Linked DNA regions of Mus musculus: all the other regions are linked to region 3. A link is a loop called in an ENCODE intact Hi-C map of the cell type or tissue named here. Cell type or tissue: left cerebral cortex. All regions are shown on one strand. Links, peaks and the distances in the headings refer to the core of each region. The heading gives the core; the rest is flanking DNA.

Region 1 (7,914 bases), core at 1,054-6,053, 84 kb after region 3:
GGGTTCCCAGCCCCCACACTGTGTGCCTCACTGCTGTAACTCTAGCTCCATGGGATCCAAGGTCTGCTTATGACTTCCGCCGGTATTTGCATGGACATGAGTAAGCCCCAGACCTATGCACACTGACATAATTAAAAATAGAAACAAAATAAAAAATTTAAAAACTAACCAAAACCAAAGAAAACAAGTCAACAAATAGTAAATAGGGCACAGAAGTATAAATTGTTCAAAATTATCCAAAAAGCTGTACATGTTAAAGAGATTGAAACTGCTATAAAATTTTTCAGAAATTAAACTTATGATATAAATATTTTCACTAGTGAATTCTATTAAGTTTTGAGAAAGAACAGTAACCATACATAAATGCTTTCAAGACACAGAATAGGGCCACATTTCCAAACTCAGTTTACAAGACTAGCATAAGCCTAATACCAAACTCTACCAAAGTCACTATAAAGAAAGCTTCAGACCAATATCCCTTAAGTGCATAGAGAGAATGTTTTTGTTTGTTGAGATGTGGTTTCACTGTGTAGTTCTGGCTGTCCTAGAACTCATTCTGTAGACCAGGCTGGTCTCGAACTCAGAAATCTACCTGCCTCTGCCTCCAAAATGCTGGGATTAAAGGCTTGCGCCACCGCGTCTGGCAAGAAAAATTCTTAATAGAGTCAACTAAACTAGTAGCAGAATAAGGGAGCAGAGTTACAGATGACATTTTAGATTTTTAGAAGTGTTTAATTCAGGATTGGAAAGATGACTCAGCAGTTAAAAGTGCTCTTAGAGACTACTTGACTTCAGTTCCCAGTTCCCACCGTACTGGGAGACTCACAACTGCCTGTAAACTGCAGTTCTAAAGGTTCCAATTCCTCTTGTCTCTGACAGGACCTGTACTCGTGTGTACACACTTCCACAAGCGCATACATGCACATACTTATCTTTTTAAAAATCTTTAACTGAATTAAACACCTGCTTATAGATTTTTTTAAAATGGCTGGACGCCTGGGAATTAAAGGTAAACTGTTTAGTCTGGTAATGGCTATCTAGAGCCCCTAACTAGCACTGTGCTTGATGATCAGAGACTTAACACTAGCACTCCTGCCCCCATGTCACAAAACTGGGGACAAGGAAAAGATGTTCATCACATCGATTCAACATACTTTGAAGGTCAAAGTTATTAAAATAAAGCAAGAAAAAGACCAAAAGCAATCAAGAAAGAAGAAATCAGAGTCATAAAAACAAAGTCATAGGGGCTGTTATATAGCTTGATGGCTGACACATGCCAAGAAAAGGGAAAAGCTTAACCAAGTTTTAGAGGGAGACACTGAGATGGCTTGGTAGCTAACGGGGCTTGCCACCAAGCCTAACTACCAGAGCTCCAGTTCAAATCCTAAGAGGAGCCCAGGAGACAGGGTCCAGGCTGTCCTGGCATCTCCACAGGTGCACATAAACAAGTGCCTACAAATGAATTGTGTTAAGTTATGGAGGGAGCTGGATATGGTGCCTCATACCTGAAATGACAGACTGCAATGGCTGAGGCAGAGGGCTGTTTCAAGTTCAAGGCTAGCCTGAGCTTCAAGGTAAATCCCAGGCCAGCTAGGACCCTGTCTCAAAGAACAAAACAAAGAAACTCATGAGGGCTAGAGTGATTTATTTCATTCAAACCTCCCTCTCCTTCATGCCCGGGGGGAACATCAGGCAGAGTCAGAAGACCTCCTCCAGCAGAGAGCTGCTAGGGATATAGACTTGTTTTTTGACAATCCATCTGTAAAGTGGGTATGTGACTTTGCTTATCTTCCAGAAGCCTAAAATTTGTCAGTCTTTTGACCACTCCGTAGTAAAAAGCCTCAAACAATTCTTTATGACTATAAGATTCCTTCCACTTTGAATCAAACCAGTGAATATAATAGCTGCAGGCAAGGCAGGCTCTGTCCCCATGCAACATCTGAGAAGGTAGCTTCATTGCTGAACCAGAGGCAGAGTGTGCGTTGGAGTACTTTAATACGTTTTTATATTGCATATAAAGAACATAAGCATAAACCAGTAAGATGCCTGGCTGAAAACTACCTTCTTTGTGAAAGCAGGCTGTAATTCTGAACAAGTTTTCAATTTTCACACTGCTGCTAGGGTAAAACATTTTAAAGAGTTTAATTTTTTACAATGGATTCAATGACATGGGATTATCTAACAAAGTAATGGCTAATCAATAGAAGGTTTAGTTGTCAGGTGAAACATATAACACACTAAAAGGGATTGATTGCCAGGTCTCTCCTTATTTACTAGAAGGTATATATTTAAAATGACACAAACTTGTTACCAGGCTGCATTCTTTTAACCTTGCAAAAAGCTGTTTAAGAAATCTGTTCAACAGCCCTATAGCAAAACAAGATAAAGTATAATGAAAGTGTTTAGTGACTGGGGTACGGTAGGGAAACAGGGACCTTTAGATATACAGTAACAGCAAATCATGTCCCAAGCAAGAACATGGGCTGGAAAAATCAAAGTACCCAACAATTCCAGAGAGGCTGGCACTGGGCCTGCCGAGCGCCACCCAGATGGTGCGGCGTCCCGCTCAGGACACACAGCTCTAATGGAGTGGTTCCCAACTTTCTCATATTGTGGTGACCCCCAGCCATAAGATTATTTTTGCTGCTACTTCATAACTGTCATTTTGCTATTATTATGAACCATAATGCAAATATCTGATATGCAGGATCTCTGATATCCGACCCCTATGAAAGGCTTTCTAACTCCCACAGGGGCCACGAACCCCCACCGAGAACTGCTGCTCTGATTTCTTTCCATGGTGTTCAGAGGACAGATTTTTATTTTTTTTTTATAATGTGTGCAGCTGGGCACAATAGGAATTTTATCCCCCTTTCTTCTTTTTCTTTTTTAAAAATGGTACATCTAGATTAAGCATCGAACACAAAATGAATTGAGTCCATATGGACTCTGACCAGCATATAAGCTATTTCCTTTATAATTTATTCACAGTATCTCAACTCTCTATATGAAAATACACTTTTTATGGTCATTACAACCCAGGAGTTCAATAATATGTTTTCTACTAAGTCAGTGATTACACAATTTATCAAAGAATGATTACACTGAAATAAAAATAAAACAAAGCACTAACCCCCTATACGGTCTTCTTTCCTCAAAGTAATTTTAAGAAAGCTGGTTATTAAATTGCTTTTTTTTTGAAAAAGGGTTTTTGTAGCTAGACACAAATTGCTAGCCATGGTTTTTTTTTTTGTTTGTTTGTTTGTTCCCCCAGCCCCCTAAAAAAATGTTATTAGGCTCTGAAGAATCCAACAGACGTGGGAAGTTACAGAAAAAAACCACTTCATCAGATTCAGAAAGATCACTTTTGTCTTACTTAAGAGACCTACAATAATTACCTTTAGGATTTTTTACATAGACTATTTAAAATATGTACCATTTATTTATTTATTTCAAATGAGGTGCTTCTTCCAAAGTATTAAATAATGTCTACAAATGCAAAAGCATTTTTATAAATAGGTAATTAAAACAGATGACTAAAATTAAGTCAAGCTGCAAAACATTACCCAGAATGCACTGTGGTTAGTTTTTCTTTTTTTTTAATAAGCAAGCATCCCAGGCAGAATTTTTTTTTCTTTTTAATCCAAAGCCCAAAGCACTTCAGGAAGAAGAAAGAGGAGGTAGGAAGTTTCAAAGGGTAAAACATATATAATGAAACAATGCTGAACCCTAAAGTATTTACAAGAAGGTCCCTTAAGCATAGTTTGTCATGTTGCAATTACACCTTGCCTACTGCCAAGCCAAAGCGCTTACTATTGCCACTAGAGGGAGAAGTGTCTTAATAGAAAGCGAAGGAGGATAGGGAACCAGTTTCTTGAGCAATTATCAGAACAAAGCTCCCTTGGCTGTGTGTACCTTCTAATTACTCAGTACAATTAAAATGACTAACCTAAAACAAATACAAGAAAAAACTGCCTGCCTGATAGCAGGGACTTCATTAAACCTTTCCCCCTCATCAATCAAATCAGAAAGAAGAGAACACCGTCACACACGACACTGGAGCCGGGAAAGGAGGTGAATTCTGTGGGGTTCAATTCCTTTCATGCTTTTATAGAGAAGTGACTCCTGAAAAAGCAACATCAACAAACTGTCCTCCAAAGAACAGAGCCTGGCGACTTCTCCTCTTCTCCGTGGTGCCTGCCTGTGGCTTAGGAACTTCTGTGGCTGTTTTGTCAACAGACACTCTGATGTCACTTTCTGCACCTGTGCTGTGCATCTTCCGCCTACTTGCCCAACTGTAGAGGAGACAACGCCATCCCACTCTCCTTGGCTCTGTTAACGCTCTCCCTCCATGCTGATGTTTACAACAATGCAGGGATTTTTATCAGGGGAAAAGAAAATCTCAGGCAAGGAAAACAGTTACTTATTCCATCCAAAAGACGTATGTAGTTCCTTTTGTAAGGTCCAGTCATTAACAGAAGATGACAACAGAATCGTTTTTCTTTCCGCTGACAAATGTGACTTTTTTTTTCTTTTTCCAGCAGCATGCAAGGTGTTGAAGACCTGGCAGCTGTTACCTCCTGGGAGGAAGACACTTTTTATCCTCCCCTGACAGTTTAACTCCGTGGGTCAGCACCTCTACAGACTGCACGGTATCCTTGAAGAGGACTGAGGCCTGAATTACTGCTCCCTCCCTAATCAATGTAAACCCTCACTGCAGGTGAAGTCTCCATCTATAGAGGTGCACAGGGGAGGAAAATGTAACGCCCTGAGCCAGATGGTTTTTATCTTGTTTTTAGAGAATAAAGGAACAAGCTAACAAGGAGACAGCTACTTTGTTAGCTTCCTGGCCTCTCTCATGGCTTTGCATCCCCAGGGTTCCAGCTACACAAGAGAAAGAATACAGGAAAATGTAAACACGCAAAGAAATATAACTAGAGGGCTGGCAGCATGCTGCTTTCAAAGAGTTGAGAGCGCTCCACTCAATGCTTTATTTATCACTGCCCACGCTCTCAGGATGGTGAGTGCACACACATACACAAAGGGGGTGGAGGGCAGGAGAAGAATTAGGCAAAAGCCACAATTTACTCAATTACAGAGAAAGGGGGAGCTGACAGAGCCTATTAGCGCTAATGTGAGCAAAGAAGAGTTGCATGTGGCAATGCTACATTTTCAAACAGCAAAGAGGCCTCGCAAGTCCTTTGCCTCCATCACTCATGGTATAAAAACTATAAAAGAGAGACTGCGGTTTCCACACTTTAGGAGAATATAAGTAGAAAGGAAACTGTGTGTATATAGTATTTTTTTAAAGTTCACACCTAGTGCCAAATGATGACAAAAGGAGTTATATTTCTAGCCTTCTCCTTCACTAACTACTTTTGGTAATTTCTCCATTAAGTTTTGGAAGCGCTTTTATGGCAAAGTCTTCTTTTCTTTTGTGTTTTAAGAGGGGGTTTAAAGTAAAAGATTGCCATTATATCTGTTAAGTCACCAGTTAAACTATATGAGCATTGTGATAAGAAAAACATTATATTTAACAGATATAATTTTTACCTTGTGTTTGTTCTGTGAGTTGTTTTTCAAAGAATCTGCCCATTTTATCTAGCCAATTTTTGGCATAAAGTTATTTATATTTATATTGATATTCCATTATTCTTCTAATGTCTCTAAGAATTATAGCAATAACCCTTCTTTCAGCTCCTCCAATATTAAAATGGCTTTTCAAATTACCCATTTAGTAGCCATGTCCCAACAACAATGGCAATCCTTTGCCTGAGAATAATCTATATAAACTACAGTCTAGTTGTAACAATAATAGGTTGTTAGAATTCAAGTGAATTTTTTATATTTAAGGGTAAGAGATTCCTGAAAGCTTATCAGAAATATGTGCAGGTGAATTTCAACTTCAGAGATTGACCCCATGAAGCCACAGTCACTTTAGGCTGGCCTTGACATCCTTTTGTCTATAGATCTCGACACTAGACAAACAAAATAGCAAACGTTGTTTCCTTATTGTCAGATGCAACAGAGAAAAAGAGGAGTTTAAACAGCTTGTGTATTATGTACTACCTTAAAAAAAATCAGCAGCGGGGTAATCAAGTTCAGGGCGGTTGCGGACAGCTGCCCTGTGACCCGCTTCCATTGACCCCTGCTATTCATCACTCTTTCCCAAGATGGAGAGGGCAAGCTCCCAGGGAGTGACCACCACAATAGACAGACACAAGCCAACAGTAATCTGGTTCGAGCAAAAAACCAGATGGCGCTGCAATAAATTTACAAATCTGCATTCATGGGGCTGTTAAAACACCCAGAAGCTAAAAGGCTCTGAGGGCCCCAGGAGGATCGCCTACTTCCCCAATTCTAAAGGCTCCAAGAACACTGAGTTCATGCTCTTCACAAAGAGAATGGAGATAAAACCCTTTACAAAGAAGGGAGGGGGGAGCCTCATGACCTAATTAATCTCCAGAGCTTGGATCTCAACACTCAATGACAGATATTAGAAACATCATTCTGGAGGAATTGAGGGGGGGGGGGTGTAAATTAAAGAGGAAAGGGAGAAGCGAACCTGTTAAAACAGCAACGAGGAGAAAACATCAAATTTCTTTTAAGTACTGTACACAACAGATCTTCTTCCAAGTAGAAAATGATTCAATAATGTATGCATTTATTTTTAAAATGAATCAGATTAGTCCCATGTGTGACCTGCTGGTCCATCTGTATGTGCTGGACTTAATAGGCACGGTTTTCTCTCTTGCTTCAGTTTGAAGTATGAGAGAGATAAATTTAGTTTAATTTTCAACAGATCAGCCTATCCATTTTCCAAATGGACCATCTGGATCAGCCTATTAAAATTAATTTATAACTTTGCAGAGTGAAAATTCGTTTGTTAGCTTAAATAAAGTTGCCAAAACTTTTTGTTGTGTCATTGCTTTCTGACAGTCGCCTCTGTGCAGTGGACATAGCGCTTCCATCTCCAAGTTTACTTATGCAATATCGCTCTATTGATTTCGCATACAGATCTGGTGTCTATCTCCAAATAATTAAAACGAATCGTCTTGACATCAATTTGTTTGTTTTGAAAGCTTCCTGTATTGACTCAATTCTATTTAAAACAATTATTTTTATAAAAAAAAATTAGGAAACTGCCTATCTGAAAAGGAGTTAACATATAATAAATAAATAAATAATTGTGGCATGTTTTCATGTACTTTCTCTTTAGGATAAAGCTATGAAAACCAGACCCTAAGGCTGAAGTAGAAGTTCTTTGGAAATAGCAAGGTCAGAGTTCCAAATCAATGAGCAGCTCTGGTTAAGTCTAAGCTCTTCAAGCCTCCACTTGCTTCATCAGTAAACTGGAAACTGTATCATCACCTCTACCAGCTTGGCAGAGTTATCGCAGCATTAAATGAAATAAATAAATGCATTGTGGGTAGCCAACACAAACCACATCTCTGCTCTAAGTCCTAGAACGAAGGCCATAGACACAACCAACTAAAACTATCTGTACTGCTACCCATTTAATACAATCTTATACTAAAAATGATTAGGTAACAGTTATTTTCTACCTATAATAATTTAATCAATAAGCAATTTAGTGACTTGTTCTGTACCTTCACTGTCTAAAACACAGTGAAGGTATTACAGGATTTTACAGGTAGTGAGGACATTTTTTCATTCACTATTTTGGATATTTTAATGAAAAATAATAATTAAAAAAAAGGGGCCTGAACTTTCACAAGTTTACAAGTTACCTCTGGGGAGCAGGACACAGAGTCCTCAGGAAAAGGGCTTTATATGTATTTTTCTCTCCCCTATGTCTGTACTGTGCAAACATGTGAGCAAGGTCACCCACGTGTATGCACACATGTGGAGGCCCTCTCCTGGGACCCCTGTAATCCCTTCCCAATGCTGGTT
Region 2 (7,914 bases), core at 1,054-6,053, 260 kb after region 3:
AAGAGAAAAATAATACTCTCTAGAGCTGTAGGGATTAAAGACTATGAATACAAAGTTCCTGGTGTAACATCTGATCCAAAGGTGATATACACTATCATTATGAAATAGAAAGAAATCAGATGCCCCCCAGAGTGGCTAGGATGGAACAGCCTGACAACCAGACAGCACTGACTGCTGGGACAGGAAGGTCACTACAGACCAGTGCTAGCAGTACTTAAGAGTGAGCACAAGCAGCCAGGTGATGGTGGCCATGCCTTTAATCCCAGCACCTCCCAGGCAGAGGCAGGTGGATCTCTGAGTTCGAGGCCAGCCTGCTCTACAGAGTGAGTTCCAGGACAGCCAGGATTACACAGAGAAACCCTGTCTCAAAAAAACAAAACCCAAACAAAGACTCAAAGAGTGAGCACATGTATGTTTTACCCCCAAGCAAATGTGCTCCTGGGAAATGCAAGTTTGTCGTCCAGCAAAAGTCCAAGAATGTTTAAAATAGAAACCAGTCAGTCTGGGGTAGTCCAGTTTCTCCATCAACCACAAAGCCAAGGAGAAAGATACAAGAATACAGGTAAGCCTCCCAGGTGCGTGAAACAATGTGTGGAGTGTGGCAGGAGAAAGGACACCAGGCCGGCCAACCTGAGATGACACCAGCAAGACGCTCACTGCACATCAGCCAAGAGGCTGTTTAACTGGGCACCACAACACCTGCATGAAAGAGAGAAGAAAATGAAGCCTGGGCACAGGAAAGATGGCTCAGTGCTGGGTTAAGAGCTGCTCTTCCAGAGGACCTGAGTTCAATTCCCAGCAACCTCATGGTGGCTCACAACCATCTCTAATGAGTTCTGATGCCTTCTTCTGGCAGGCAGTTGTACATACAGATAGAGCACTCATATACATAAAATAAACCAATAAATCAGGAGAAGGAGAAGGAAGAAGAGGAGGAGGAAGAGAAGAAGGAGCAGCAGCTAGTGAGAGATACATGGTTGGAAGAGCAACCAAAATAAGTAAATATTGCTATCCAGAAACAGCTCTTTATCCCAGAGCTGGGAGAGGCCGTCCCTACAGGCCTGGCTAGGAGTAGGACTGATTTTGACTCTTTGGGAGAGATGGAGTAGGGTAGTTATAAGATCTATTGATAGATCTGATATCTTCAGTGAAAAGTACTCGTTCTAGAATAGAAAAGAGTGTAGGACAGATTTAGTATTTTCTGTGGGTCTGACTTTAGGACTGGTTTTAGGTCATCTCATAGATTCCTGAAATTATTTGTACTGAATGTGATTAAGTCACGAAGACGGCAGTGGCAGTGGATGCCTTTAATCCCAGCTCAGCAGAGGCAGAGGCGGAGGCAGAGGCAGAGGAGGCAGAGGCAGAGGCAGAGGCAGAGGCAGAGGCAGAGGCAGAGGCAGAGGCAGAGGCAGAGGCAGAGGCAGAGGCAGAGGCAGAGGCAGAGGCAGAGGCAGAGGCAGAGGCAGAGGCAGAGGCAGAGGCAGAGGCAGAGGCAGAGGCAATCTCTGTGAGTTCAAGGTCAGCCTGGTCTACAGAGGAAGTTTTAGAACAGCCAGGGCTACACAGAGAAACCCTGTCTCAAAAAACAAAACAAAACAAAACAAAACAAAACAAAACAAAACAAAACAAAACAAAACAAAACAAAACAAAACACCACTTAGGGGCTGGAGAGATGGTTCAGTGGTTAAGAGCATAGGCTGCTCTTTCAGAGGTCATGAGTTCAATTCCCAGCAACCACATGGTGCCTCGCAGCCATCTATATGGGGATATGATGCCCTCTTCAGTCAGGCAGATATATATGCAGCCAAACACTCATACATTAAATAAATAAAGTTTAAAAAAAATTTTAAAAATAAATAAAATAAATAAAAACCCACTAAGTTCTTATTAGGTGGTAGTTTTTATATGCTACAATCAGTGACTACTACATCCTTGCAGGATACATATCATCACCGCAATTATGAGGCCCCCTCAAGAAGTAGGTTGCTACACAGGTGAGATCTATACCCCATATGGAGTCAAGTCTTTCTGCTCACCTTACAGGCCTCTTTACGTGTGAGAGACTAGAAATGATGCAAGCAGATACTGTACAGCTGAGGTCGGGGGATTCATGTCCGGAGGATGCTCTCCAGTCTGGGATCTTTATTTACTCCACTGGAGGATATTCTCTAACCCGGTGCCCACTTCCCTTCATGGCACATGGGACCACCTCCAGAGGGACATTTACCAGCTGTGTCCTAAAGGCCTGTCTTCGATGAGCCCATTAGAAGTGAATGGGAGGGCTGGTGAGATGGCTCAGTGGGTAAGAGCACCTGATTGTTCTTCCAAAGGTCCCGAGTTCAAATCCCAGCAACCACATGGTGGCTCACAACCACCCGTAATGAGATCTGACTCCTTCTTCTGGAGTGTCTGAAGACAGCTACAGTGTACTTACATATAATAAATGGATAAATCTTTAAAAAAAAAAAAAAAAAGTGAATGGGAGTAGTGCTTGTAGTTGATTAATCCAGCTCAAGGCTTGGCACATGGTGGCTTCCCGCTGACTTTGCTAAGTGAATGAACACATGACCAAATGCACACACATTACTACACGCACACCCTCAAATATACAGAACCCATCTTAGGACGCCTCCTCCACCTACCCACATGTTGCCTCTCTGAATTTGCTATTATTTCCACATACCAGTATAGAGTCAGTCACCTCTACTAGGGAGTATTCATGACACACACAGCTCGTGGACCACTGTGAACAGCTGCATCTGTTGGGCATGGCTGAGAGTACAGATGTGTAACATGCTGAGCATGTGGATGTATGAGTGGGTGGGTGTGAGCACCTACATAGGTTCATGTGTGTTGGTGTGTATGAACAAGCACATCTGGGCGACTGAATAAAGATGAAATGCACAAAGTGAGTTCCAGGACAGCCAGAGCCATACAGAGAAATCCTGTCTCGAAAAACCAAAAACCAAACCAAACCAAAACAAAAAAAATAAAAAAAGGATGAAATGCATGTCCACATACATTTTCAGGTAAACCTAGGTCTCTATAAACACTCCTTACACTATTAAAATATGGATAAGTAGCCGGGCGTGGTGGCACACGCCTTTAATCCCAGCACTCGGGAGGCAGAGGCAGGCAGATTTCTGAGTTTGAGGTCAGCCTGGTCTACAAAGTGAGTTCCAGGACAGCCAGGGCTACACAGAAAAACCCTGTCTCAAAAAGTCAAAAGTCAAAAAAAAAAAAAAAAAAAAAAAAAAAAAAGAAAAAAGAAAAAGGATAAGTTGTGATTGGAGAGATGGCTAAGCAGTTAAGAGACCTGGGGGCTTTTGCATAGGACCTAGGTTCAATACCCAGGACCTACATAGCAGCTCACAGACACCTGTAAACCCAGTTGCAGGGGATCTAATGTCCTCTTCTGGCCTCTGTGGAGACCAGATACATATGATTCCCATGCATACCTCCAAGCAAATACTCAGACACATAAATATACACAAAATAAAAACTATAGAAAAACTTCATGGGGGCTCTGTTCCAATTCCTCGTCTCTATACCAGATCCTTTTAAAGACGTTTTCCCCGTCTCCTTATTTTTCTGCAGTCCAGGGAGGTTTGGAAAGAAAAGGATGGGGTGAGAGGAGGGGAAGATGTCTCCTTCCAGTCATTTCTGTTCCCATCATCCTGGCCATTGCTCCACTTCCCTTTCCTCACCACATCCAGGAGGAAGCAAAACTATACCCATTGTGTCTTTCCCCTGGGGAATGGGGACCCAGGACCCATAGGCCTTCCTGGCTTGCGGATCACCCAAACTTGCCACCTCTCTGTCCCTGATTCATAAACTGGTCACTGGGGCTCAGTGCTCTTCCTGGTCCCCTTCCCTCTTCTTTCTATTCAGGTGCCTTAAGTGGTGCTGTGAAGCCTGCCTCCAGCCGCTGTCCCCAGTTCCCTTTCCTCTAGGCCTGGCAGGGCGTCCCCAGGGCCCTGTTCTTGGACATCATTTCTCTGGGAGAGGATCTCAGAGATGATCTGCATCCTTGAGACTTAGCCATCTTCCCCAGGGTGGAGCCCTCTCCTGGGCAAACTCGGTCACTGCCACAGCTTCTCGATTCTGAGAGGTGGGGCGTTCTCCTCCAGGAGCCGGCTTTTCTTCCCTGATGCCTGAGAATCTTGCTAATAGGTCCTCTCAGGGTCTCTTCCCCTAGACCACGGCTGTGCATGGACGTAGTTTTTGCTCGCCCTTCTCAACTTACCCTCTGTCGGACTCTCCCCTGGCAGTTCAGCTGCTGCGTGTTTCCTGCACCGTTCCTTTAGACAGGCTTCGGAGAAGCCACTCAAGAGCCTCCACAGCTCCTGGGAGCTTGTTTTTACAATATCACCTGCTCCCACCATAGCTAGGTTTACTACACCCGTCTGTTCCAGGAGATAGGTCCAAATCTTTAAAGGCTATTGGCCTTTACTGATCCCCAGTGTCTGTTCCTAACACAACCCCCTGTACTCCCTTAGAGACCCAGACTTTCCACCTGGGGCTCTGCATGCCTCTTCGGCAGCCACAGGGTCCTTGCTTTAAAGTGTGTTTCCTTCTCCTCACCTGTCTAATCCCTTCTCCTTCTAAAATCTACTCTGATGCCAGTTCTCAACCCAGAACAACCTCACTGAGCTACTAAACCAGGCCCCCCCCATCCCCCCCCCCCTCACACACACACACACACACACACACACACACACACACACACACACACACACACACCCTCCCGCTCCTGAATGGGCTCACAATGCCAGGGACGCCTCCCCGAGGATTTCGCTACACTTGTACTTTGATGTTGATGAGATTCTTGCGTTTAGTCTCTGGCTCGCTAGAGAATTGTGAGCTGAGGAGTCTATTTTTATGCATCATTGAATTCACAGGGCAGTGTCTGCTGTCTCCCAGCCTTTGATAAATATTTGAGGGCTGAACGACCAGCAGGATTAGACTGGACAAGGGAAGAATTTCCCCCCCTAAACCAGGTGCTAGACGCGCAGCAGCTGAGTTCTTTCAGCACGTTCCTCACCTGCTCAAGAGCTTTCTGTGATGGACTGAAGAGATTACTCAGCAGTTAGGCGTTCCACAGGACCCCAATTTGGGTCTCAGAAGTCACATGGTGGCTAACTCACAACCATCTGTAACTCCAGTTCCAGGAGATCTGTTGCCCAATCCCAGCCTCCTCAGGCACTGTATGCAGTGGTGTATATACACAAATTGGAACTCATACACATAGAAATTAAAAAACTAGACGGGTTTTTGTGGGAAGGTGGTATAAACCTTTAATCCCAGCACCCCGGAGGCAGAGGCAAGTAGATCTCTGTGAGTTCCTGGACAGGCAGGATTACACAGAGAAACAATGTCTCAAAACAAAGCAAGGCTGCAGAGAAACAATGTCTCAAAACAAGAGTAGACCAGATGTATGTATGTATGTATGTATGTATGTATGTATGTATGTATGTATGTATTATTTTACTTATTTACTTTGTTCTTTACATCCTGCCCACTGCCCCCTCCGTAATCCTTTCCCCATCCCCCTTTCCCTTCTCCTCTGAGCAGGTATAGCTCTCTCCCCCCAGTCCCTGCCCCTAAAGGAGCTTTTAATGAGAGACTGAGAGAGTAAGAGGAGGTAAAATAGCCCCAGTGTACTATGTGCATGCATGGAAGTGTTGCCAGGAGACATCATCATCATCACCATCACCATCATTATCACCATCACCATCATTATCAAACCCAAGGCTTTGCTTGTTGTTGAGACAAGGTCTTGCTATGTAATCCAGGCTAACCTTGAACTCTTAGTCCTCCTACCTCAGCCTCCCAAAAGCCAAGATTAAACGCATGAGCTACCACACGTGGCTTTAAAATGTTTTCTTATTGTTCTGGTCTGTGCTGTGTTTTGTTTTTCTGAGTCAAGTCTCATGTATCCTGGCCTAGTCTCAAACTTGATACACAGCTGAGGACGACCGCGAATCTCTGATTCTCCTGTCTCTATCTGCTGACATCTGTGATTACAGATGTGAGTCATCATGCTGCCTAGTTTATTCATGCCGGGGATTGAACCCAAGGCTTTAACCCACACATTTTGTTAACTGAGATTCAGTTCCAGCCTCTTCCTCTCTTTTATTCATTACACATTATGATCATGTGTGTGTGTGTGTACATGTGAATGTGAGTTGAAGGTGTGTGTGTGTGTGTGCCAACATGCATGTGTGGCGGTCAGAGGACACAGTTAAGAGTCATTTCTCTCCTTCTGCGGGGTTTCCCAGGGGTCTAATGCAGGTCATCAAGCTTGTGCAGAAAGGGTTTTAACTTGCTGGACCACCTCATTTTCTAACCTCCGTTTTTCTAAAGGATTTTCTGAGGCTGGGTATGACCCCATAAATGAAGGCTCAGGTCCTTTTAGATTTTTTTCAGTCTCTCCAAACAGATTTTCTTCCTTTCTTTCTCTCCTTTCCCCTGCTTAGGGGCATTTTAACATTTTATCTATTGAGTGCGTGCTTATGTAATGGATGGTTATGTGAGATCAGAGGAGAACTTGTGTGTGGGGGGGAATTGGTTCTTTCCTTCCATGTGTTAGTTTATCAGGCTCTGCACCAGGCACCTTTCCCTCGTTGAGCTATATCACCAACTCTGTTTGAGACAGGTTTCAAGTAGCCCAGGTTGCCCTTGAACTCCCTAAGCAGTTGCCAATGACCAAGAACTCCCGACCCTCCTGTCACCACATCTGGCATGTTCTTTTCTCTCACTGGTCTTTGCTTCCAAAACTCAGCAGCCCATAAATACATCTTGATTACTATGACCTTTATGCCATTCTTTCTACCTGGAAGAACTCTCATTTCCTCTTAATCTTCCCTTAGATTCCACTCTTCCTTGGAGGCTAAGACTAAGTCCCTCTAAGGCAAAGCTTTGCCGCTTGCTCATCAGAGACTTGCTGAGCTCTCAAGATCTGCACTTTGTTCAAAACATCAGAGACTGCTAACCTTGCTTGTTTTGCAGTAGAGTTGAAGCAGTCCCACTCCCAGCCCCAGGGCTGTCAGCCTTGAAGGATCACAGTGACCAGCCAGAGTCTGAGCAACTGCTAAAAGCAAGTCTCCCAGATGCTGGCATCAGTCATGACTCCTTTTTTTTTTTTTTTTTTTTTTTTTTGAGACAGGGTTTCTCTGTATAGCCCTGGCTGTCCTGGAACTCACTTTGTAGACCAGGCTGGCCTCGAACTCAGAAATCTGCCTGCCTCTGCCTCCCGAGTGCTGGGATTAAAGGCGTGCGCCACCATGCCTGGCAGTCATGACTCTTGAGTCACGTCACATCCATAGTCTATCTAGAGTAGTAGTCACTTGATATGTTTCTGTAAATTAATGTCTTGTTTTCACTCCAATATGTTCACCATTAAAGCCACTTTATAGGACCAAGCATGGTAGCACACGCCTTTTATCCCAGTGCTTGGAAGGCAGAGGCAGGTGGATCTCTGTTAATCTTAGGCCAAATGGTATATAAAGCAAGTTCCAGGACAGCTAAGCATACTCAAAGAAACTCTGTCTCAAAATAAGCAGACAAACAAAACAGAAACAAACAAACAAAAATGGGGATAGAGAGCTGGCTCAGTGGTTAAGAGCACTTGCTGCTTGTATAGAAGACCCTGGTTCAATCCCCAGCACCCACGTGGAGGCTCACAACATCTGTAACTCCAGTCCCGGGGATCCAACACCTTCTTCTGAACTCCAAGAGCAAGAGATATGCACATGCATACAGACAAAACCTCACACACATAAAATAATAAAATCAATCTTAACTTTAAAAAAGTCATTTGTGCCCTGATGTCATTGTGAATAAAATTAAAAGCAATGAAAATTTTTTGGTGGTGGTGATGGGGAGACAGGGTGTTACAGTGTATTTCAGACT
Region 3 (7,914 bases), core at 1,932-6,931:
AGTCTGAGACTTTGGACCAGGTCTCATCTGCGACATCCTTCCTCCTCAGCTCTGATCCCCGTGGAAGAGCCTCCCTGAGGAAGGCCCTGGGCCCCAAGACAAGGAGATGCCCCCGGGGACGATGAGCTGCTTGAAAGGACCCCGAGAAAGCCACCAGAAGATGGGCCTGAACTGATAAACTATCTCTTCTCCAATGGCTGTGGAGTCTCTGTGTAGAACCTGCTAGACCCAGGCCTGGCCCTGACAGGATAAGCCTGTCACCTCAGACAGTGCCCTTCCTTGCCTGCTCCAGGAGCTGCGACCCAGCCATCACTGTATGAGTGCAGGTTCCCTGGGTATGCACCCGGTGTCCCTTGTTTGTGTGCCTACCACACATTTCTGGGCCCTGTAGCTGTGGTGTGAGTACCAGTGTCTCTAGCTAGCCTCTGGGTACAGTCCCCATGTCACCAGGGGCTCAGGCAGGTGTGTGGGCTTGTCAGGGGACCCTGGTTGTGCTGGTCAGGGACTAGAAAGGTAGGGGAGTCCTGACTGGACTCGGAGCTCTGGGTCCCTGTGTCCATGGTGGAGACCGCAGGGCGGACCGCTTGCGTCAGCCTTGAGCGGCCATCAATAGCGCGCGGTTAATTAATTTGATGGGAACAGCAGGGACCGCCGTTTGCATTTAGTGAAGTTCCAGGAACTTCCAACCCCATCTTCATAATTGGCCTCATAAATTGTAAGAAAGAGAGAGATCAGCAAAGCGGGAGGGAGGAGGGGCCGCCCGTCCGTCCTTATTTAATTTTATTGCTGAAATTCATCTTTTTAGCCTCCTCCGCCTGAATCGGCTCTCCCTGCCGGATTTGCCTAATCATGATAAATTAATATTCATTTCCCCACCTCTTACCCAGCTCCCGCGCTTGGATGGAGTCAGGATGGTCTTCTTCCAGCCCCTCTGCCTTGGTTGGGAGATGACCCCCAAAGCGAAGCTTGTGTACTGCACTAAAATTGGCCCTTGGGGAGAGCAGGAGGGAGCCTGGGAGAAAGATGGGGTTGTGTTCCTTGGGGAGGAGGGGGCTCCCAAGACTGATAGGAACTCACAGGCCTCAGGAAGCTGACATTAACTACAAGTGGCTAGCCAGGGCTGGGTTAGAAGGACAGGAAGGCTGCTAGAGACCCGGAGGCTGAGCCACACGGGCAGACAGGGTAAGCTGAGGAGGTGAGACTGAAACAGAGTTGGTCACCCTCTGATCCTTGTCCCACTGCACTCCCTCAGCTAGAGATGAGCCACCTTGCCAGGTCCGAGGGTTCCTGTGGGTACCATGGGTCTCTGACCACTCTCTCTCAGTACAGTTATCAGGATGTCTGGAAACAACACACGGACACTTGTGCAGGGCTGTGCTGGGCTAGACTGGGCTGGACTGGACTGGGCTGGACTGGACTGGGCTGGGCTGGGCTGGGCTGGGCTGGACTGGGCTGGGCTGGGCTGGACTGGGCTGGGCTGGGCTGGGCTATGCTGGGCTGGGCTGGGCTATGCTGGGCTGGGCTGGGCTATGCTGGGCTGGGCTATGCTGGGCTGGGCTATGCTGGGCTGGGCTGTGCTGGGCTGTGCTGGGCTGGGCTATGCTGGGCTGGGCTGTGCTGTGCTGGGCTGTGCTGGGCTGGGCTGGGCTGGGCTGTGGGTGGAGTCTCACTAGGAGGTCCCCCATCCTGCACCTCCCTGGGTGGAGGCTCCAGTCTAAAGGAGCACAGTCCCCTCTGCTGCTCACATCCTGTTCTGTTAGGCACAAGGCCTGCCAATTTTATGCAGAAACTGATGATCAGACATGAACAGTGATTGGTCCAGTGCTCCACATAGATTGGGAGGTCTGGAACTAGGGACAGAAGGATGTGTATACCTGAGAGGCTGGGAGTGGTGAGCATGGTCCCTAGGGACCTGGCCTTTAGAGAGTGGGCAGAGCATTCTGCTCTAGGGTGTGAGCTCTCTCTCTCTCTCTCTCTCTCTCTCTCTCTCTCTCTGTGTGTGTGTGTGTGTGTGTGTGTGTTTTGATTTTTGGTTTTTCGAGACAGGGTTTCTCTGTATAGCCCTGGCTGTCCTGGAACTCACTTTGTAGACCAGACTGGCCTCAAACTCAGAAATCCACCTGCCTCTGTCTCCCAAGTGCTGGGGTTAAAGGCGTGCGCCCCCACGCCCGGCTTGTGTGTGTGTGTTTAAATGATTTTATTTTTATGTACATTTGTGAGCTGCCATGTGGGTGTTGGGAACTGAACCTGGATCCCCTGGAAGAGAAACCAGTGCTCTTAACTGCTGAGCTGTCTCTCTAGCCCCTGGGGTTATATTGTATTACATAGCAAAGGGGACATTATCTAACCATACAAGCCCCTTAAAAGGAGAGCTGCCTCTGGTTGGTGGCAGGTGGAAGGGCGGTGGACGAGAGATCTGAAGCATGAGCAGGAACTCTGGGGGCCTCAAGGAGCAGTGGTGCTGATGCAAGAAACAGTCCCCACAGCCATCAGGAACGGATGCTGCCAGCCACAAACGTGGGCATGCGAGGACTTTTTCTTTAGAGCCCTACTGGGATCCCAGGATAACCAGGACTCTCAATCCAGCCTGTGGGGCCCTAAGTAGCGAGCTCAGGCAACCTGACCTGAGTTTCTGCCCTGCACCACGGCTGTTGGAAAGGGCCAAGAGTGTGAACGTGTACTGTGTAGCAGTTAGAGGAGATGCACAAAGCCTAGGGGAGCCTTAGGAAGCTCCTGTAATGGTGAAGCTGGGGGAGGTGTGGAGACTCCACTCACACAGCTCCCTGCCCTCCAGATTTCCCAGGGCAATAATTGCTCCCAGTTTCCAGACTCTTCCGTCTCTTCTGCGGCTGATCATGGAATCAGATCCTTGTAAGCACTTCAGTGTGTGGCGTGTGCATCTGTGGAGCCTGGAACCTGGATGGAGTCGCTGTGAGCACTAACCAAGAGTTATACCCGTGCAGACAGCTTCTGCAGAAACTTCCAGCACACAGACATGAGCAAGCAGAGTGGTCTGATTGTGTGGCACCCTTCCCAAAAAAAGCGTGTCTCTCCTTCCCAAAATGGCATTTCAAAAATTTATTCATGGGACATGGATACCAAGAAAAAAGAAGTTTGGGGTCCCATGGGACTTGTTAGAAAGCTGGAAAGACCAGTTAATACTGAGCAAGCTATAAAAGGAGACTTGGGGAAGGGCCCTGAGCTACCTGTGCCACACACCTGGTTTATTTCAGCAGTTTTACCAAGCCCTACTTAGCTCAGCCCTACATGTGGATATGCAGTCTCCAGCTAGATTTTGTTTTGTTTTTGTTTTTTTGAGACAGGGTTTCTCTGTGTAGCCTCTGCTCACTTTGTAGACCAGGCTGGCCTTGAACTCAGAAATCCGCCTGCCTCTGCCTCCCAAGTGCTGGGATTAAGGGCACCACCACCGCCCAGCTCCATTTTACAGATGGAAAGCCTGAGTCCTGGGCTAGAAAGATGGTTCAGGGGTCAAGAGCATGTATTGCTCTATCAGGTCCCGGTCCCTGAGTTCAATTCCCAGTGCCCACACCAGGCAGCACACGACTGCCTAAAACCCTGGTTCCCAGGGATCCAAAGCCGCTGCCACTGCAGGCATCTGTGCTCGTACATGCCTGTACACAGACAGACACACATGTCCCAGAGAGGTTCTTTTTATTGTCCCAAGTCATGCAACATGTGTCAGAGATGAATGTCACTCAGGTCTCCGTGATTCCGCCCAGCTGATTCCCTTGTTCCGCTCCGCACAGATCTCACTGAGCCTTTTGTCTCCCCTCCTTTCCTCTCGTCCCTCAAATCTGCAGAGAGAGTTGACGCTGACTGCCCTGAAACCAGGGTTCAGTTTGGCTTTGAGACTGGGTTTCACTATGGTAGCCCCAGCTGCCTGTGAAATGAGAATTCAACACAGCCTCCTGAAGGTGGAGTCTTACAGGCTACCCCACCAGTCTGGCTCAAACCTGGGCTTTGATTCGTGAGTTTCCTGCTCTGAGAGAGAATGGCCAGTTGTGTACACCATCATGAAAGAAGGAGTAAAGGCAATGCCACCTCCTGAGGCCTGCCAGAGTGGAGCACACACACGGACAAACCAATATATGCCTGCTCCACCTAGACAGGGCCCTCGGAGTCCTGCCCTGCGACACTGACACGTCTTCTCCTAACTCCCAGCTCCTCGGGGCCTCTGATGGATCCTGTCTCATCCCTTTGACCTTCTTGACATTGTTTGGAATACTTTTAGTTCAGTTTGATCAGGGAATCTGAATTTGGTCAGCCCACCCTCCCTGCTGGCCAGTCAAACACCAAGTTGGGAAGGAATCAACCCTGAGCTGTGTGCTCTCAAGCAGTATAATGGGGACTCTCAGAAGGCCGTTCCAGAAAGAGAACCTTGAACCCTGGGACTGTCCCTCCTCCCTATGGGAACACCCCAGCTTCCCACCCCATAGGTTAAAGACTTGAAGCCCTACTCCACTGCTTTAGAGAATCAAGGCTCTGGTGTCTCAGGACCCCCCTGGCCCTCCTTACCAGAAGAGACCTACCTGGCCTGCCAAGGTCTCTAGGGAGGTGGCAGGTGATGGATGACTGACCCATATGCTCCGAGCCTGGCCTGCCTCAAGTTCAGCTCTCTTGTCCTCGCTCCTCCAGTTTTGAATAGACAAAGGAATTTTCTGGAATCTTGGTGCAAGGAGTGTTCCAAAAGCAGGGGCATGCAGAGCTCCCGGCTGCCCTCCGTCTGTCCTACGGGACGGGAATATCCAGGGCGGGGACAGCGAGCGCGTTTCCTGAGAGGCGCCGGCAGAGGGTGCGCGAGGACCGGCGAAGAGGTCCGCTGCTAAGCCGGGCGAGCTCTTGAGAGGAGGGCCAAGCCACGCTCCTCTAGGACCCGGGCGCTAGGGAAAGGGTCCGGCTCCTCGAGTGCAGGTCCCGCCCGGTGCAGACGCAGATCCACTCCCTTCTGAGGGCGGAGAGACCCTTGCAGCATCCGTCTGGAGTAGGGAGGGACTGAAGTGACCGAGGAGAGAATCGGGTGAGACTTCTTCTCAGACTCATCTCGGGTCAGGACTCCGTGCCTCAGTTTCCCCTTCAGGATTTCTGTTCTTGTTGATGGAAGCTATAACCTGGAAGAGCTATGAGGGAGATGACCGAGGACAATCTGGTTACCCTTTTCTTGGCGCAGCCATCTAAACACACTTCAGCGGTGAAAGAGATGGACGGAGACAGGAGAGAGTGGCCGAGGGACAGGCACGCTGGGCAGCCCGGGGTTGGGAGGGAGCCGAGAAGGACGGTCACAAGGGCTGGGGCGGGTCCCTATGAGCCTGAGGGACGTCTGCTGCTACCCTTCCGGGCCGCGTTCAGCACTGACTCCTTCGCTCCTCTAGTCCCCCAACTTCTCCCCCCCCCCCGCCCCCGCCCCCCCCCCCCCCCCAGCGGCGGTGATTTATGGCTGGGCCAGACCTGGCGACCTTGGACGGATAACTAATGACGGGTCAATAACGCTACAGAAAAAGTGAAGTGAGAGAGAGCCGAGGCCCATCCCTTCTGCCCCCTTCCCATCCTCCACTTGGTGTCATTACTGAAGCCTCCTTGCAAGGGTGGGAGGCTCCCCAAGGCCAAGACCTTGACAGGTCTGGTGGTTAAGCCAGCTGAAATGGGGGTGGGGTGAGACCTGAACACACTGCAGAAACCCCAAGGGGAGGGCCACTTGTGTGGGTCCTAGGAGGAAGTCAGTTTCTGAGAAAGTAAAGGCATTTGAAATTGCTCCAGGCACGCCAGAAGGAGCCTTGGGAGGAAGGCTGTGCGGTAGTCAGCTGGCCCCACTTCTCCCTGTCTCTTTTCTTCGGCCAGTTCTCTATGTCCTCTCGCTCCTTTCCTCACCAGCTCCCAGGATGTCAGTGTTTGCTTCTGTTTTCCAGACACTTTGCCCGGGGTGGGAGTGGGGGTGGGGGTGGGGGTGGGGGTTTCCTGTTTGCATGAGAACTGGGGTGGCTGGGCATCTGAACTCATGTCTGCATTATCTGGGGAATGGACCAGTGCCTCCTTTTCTTAAATCTGCCAACTTCTTCGACCCTGTTTGAGATGCCCAGCTCCCACTTTATTTTAGAGCCCTGGGTGGATGTAAACAATCCAGACCTGCCTCGAGTTCCTGCCTCTCAAACAGCAGGCAAAGGCAGAGCCTAGGTGCCAATGTGGGCTTTTCTGTCTCCTGCCTGTGTGGGGACACCTTGAAGGGCTCTCACTGAGGACGCAGCAGAGGGAGATTCTGAGGCCTGCCATCTGACTCAATGCTTTAAACCATAATCTCCCCACTCCTCCACCCCAGGGTCCTGGTCCTTCCCCTGCTGGCTCCCCCTTAACTGTTGTCAGCTCTGACTCCAAAGAAGATACCCAAAGACACAGAGACAAGAACATTCTGCATCTAGATTAAACCTGTTAAACCCACAGAACTGCCTTGGACGTGCAGGGCAGTGGGAGTGGCCTCGTGCCTGAGGGTGCCAGACAGTCTCTGTGTCACAGGTGGACTCCTGTGGGAACATCTATCAAGGCATTTACAGATTCATTCAGTGGACCAAGAGCACATGGATGGATGCCCTGTGCTGGAGGAGCAGGGGCCACACCGAGGAGTCCGAAGGACAGCTATGTAAAGGGAGTGGCAAAGGCATCGACACAGGAGGCAGTGGTCCTAAATGTCCACCCATCCCTTATTCCACCTCCAGCCTTTTCCCTTTTCTAAGCCACAGGCACCACTTACTGCTCTCCAAACCTCTGTGCCACCTCATCCTGAAAACCTCAGGGGTCCCAGCTCCAGGTTTAGCTGCTTAATATTCAAGGTCCATCAAAACATAGGATACCCTGTTTAAAAGTTATAAGGAGTTTCGTGATGGAGATAGCAGAACTAACATAGCAGGCTCGAGCTTCTTGGGATTGCACAGGGTGTCCGTGAAGTGAGCCCTGCTTGCCTTCCATCCAGTGACATGATGCTGTACTCTCTCTCAGTCCTCCTGAGCCCCCTGCTACAGAACCTGGGAAAACCTTCCTCTTGTCGCTGGTACCACTCACCTGGACTCCAAGCCCCACCCCCTAACCCTGCTTCTCCCTACATGCCTCTGCTGCTATATCTCTTGCTTGGAACTCAATTCCTCTAGAAAATTCCCTCCTTCGGCCGTCTCCTCCAGGAAGGCTCTTGATTTTCCACATAATAAACGACGCATTGGGTCAAAGCACAAATCACTCTCACGTTCACTCATAGCCATTTGTCTGGCCCCTCCAGCAAGCCTAGCGTTTTAGATGACGGGATGGTGCCCTATTCATCATCAGAGCTCTGCCAGTGCCAGCTGACACCTGCATGGCGGGGGCTCAGTTAATATTTGTTGATGCGGCTGCGGACATCTTCTGCCTGTGTGTTCAGGTTTGGACTCCTGTATACTGAGCAGCCTGCCAGGCCTGTGTACAGGCACACACATCTCTGCTGTACGCGTCCAGATGTCGGTACCGTGTGTGTGCAGTCATACAAGGAACACACGCACACTGCAATCTAAGTGTGTTCTCTTCCATCCCCCTTTTAAGATGGGGTCTCTTCTGTATCTCTGGCTGACTTTGAACTTGATAAGTAGCTGAGGGTGACCTTGAACCTCTGACCTTGCTCCTTTACTTCCCAAGTGCAAGGATTACAGACCTGTGCCAGCATCCTAGTTTATGCAGTTTTAGAGTTCAAACCCAGGGCTTCAGGCTTGCCAGGAAAGCACATACTAGACCAACTAAATGACATCCCAGACTCTTTCCTGTTTTGCTTGTTTGTTTCAATTGGGTCTGGCTAAAGCATAGGTTGCCTGGAACTCTCCACCCTCCTGCCTCAGTTTCTTTAGTGCTAGTAATAGAGGTGCGCACCACCACTCCTAGCTTGTA

What was found. Hi-C counts contacts between places; a loop is a spot of excess contacts. Peaks named below come from ENCODE experiments on the same cell type or tissue, not always from the same donor. Only the 100,000 strongest peaks of a DNase experiment are listed, where the experiment ranks them.
Region 1: it touches region 3 in a loop (2.3-fold over the local background); 3 of 42 quality-filtered maps call a loop at or near these places.
Region 2: it touches region 3 in a loop (2.5-fold over the local background); 7 of 42 quality-filtered maps call a loop at or near these places.

What each region holds. Positions count from the first base shown.
Region 1 is chr19:45,457,253-45,465,166 of GRCm38, reverse strand. The region is part of intron 3 of Btrc (beta-transducin repeat containing protein); the gene reads right to left. Among named protein-coding and RNA genes, the nearest start is that of Gm19639, 82 kb to the left of the region's middle. In left cerebral cortex, for the core only: a CTCF peak has its summit at 3,813 (motif pointing right); a DNase peak (open chromatin) is centred at 4,262.
Region 2 is chr19:45,279,666-45,287,579 of GRCm38, reverse strand. No RefSeq gene overlaps it. Among named protein-coding and RNA genes, the nearest start is that of Gm29595, 20 kb to the left of the region's middle. In left cerebral cortex, for the core only: a CTCF peak has its summit at 4,088 (motif pointing left); DNase peaks (open chromatin) are centred at 4,082 and 6,025.
Region 3 is chr19:45,542,088-45,550,001 of GRCm38, reverse strand. It overlaps Gm41856 (a long non-coding RNA gene), which reads left to right and starts at 4,969. Exons shown (of 2, transcript XR_001782646.2): 1 at 4,969-5,038; 2 at 6,332-7,236. It overlaps Gm19639 (a long non-coding RNA gene), which reads right to left and starts at 6,341. Exons shown (of 2, transcript XR_386758.2): 1 at 4,551-6,341; 2 at 3,656-3,901. In left cerebral cortex, for the core only: a CTCF peak has its summit at 4,802; DNase peaks (open chromatin) are centred at 4,824 and 5,717; H3K4me3 peaks cover 563 bases.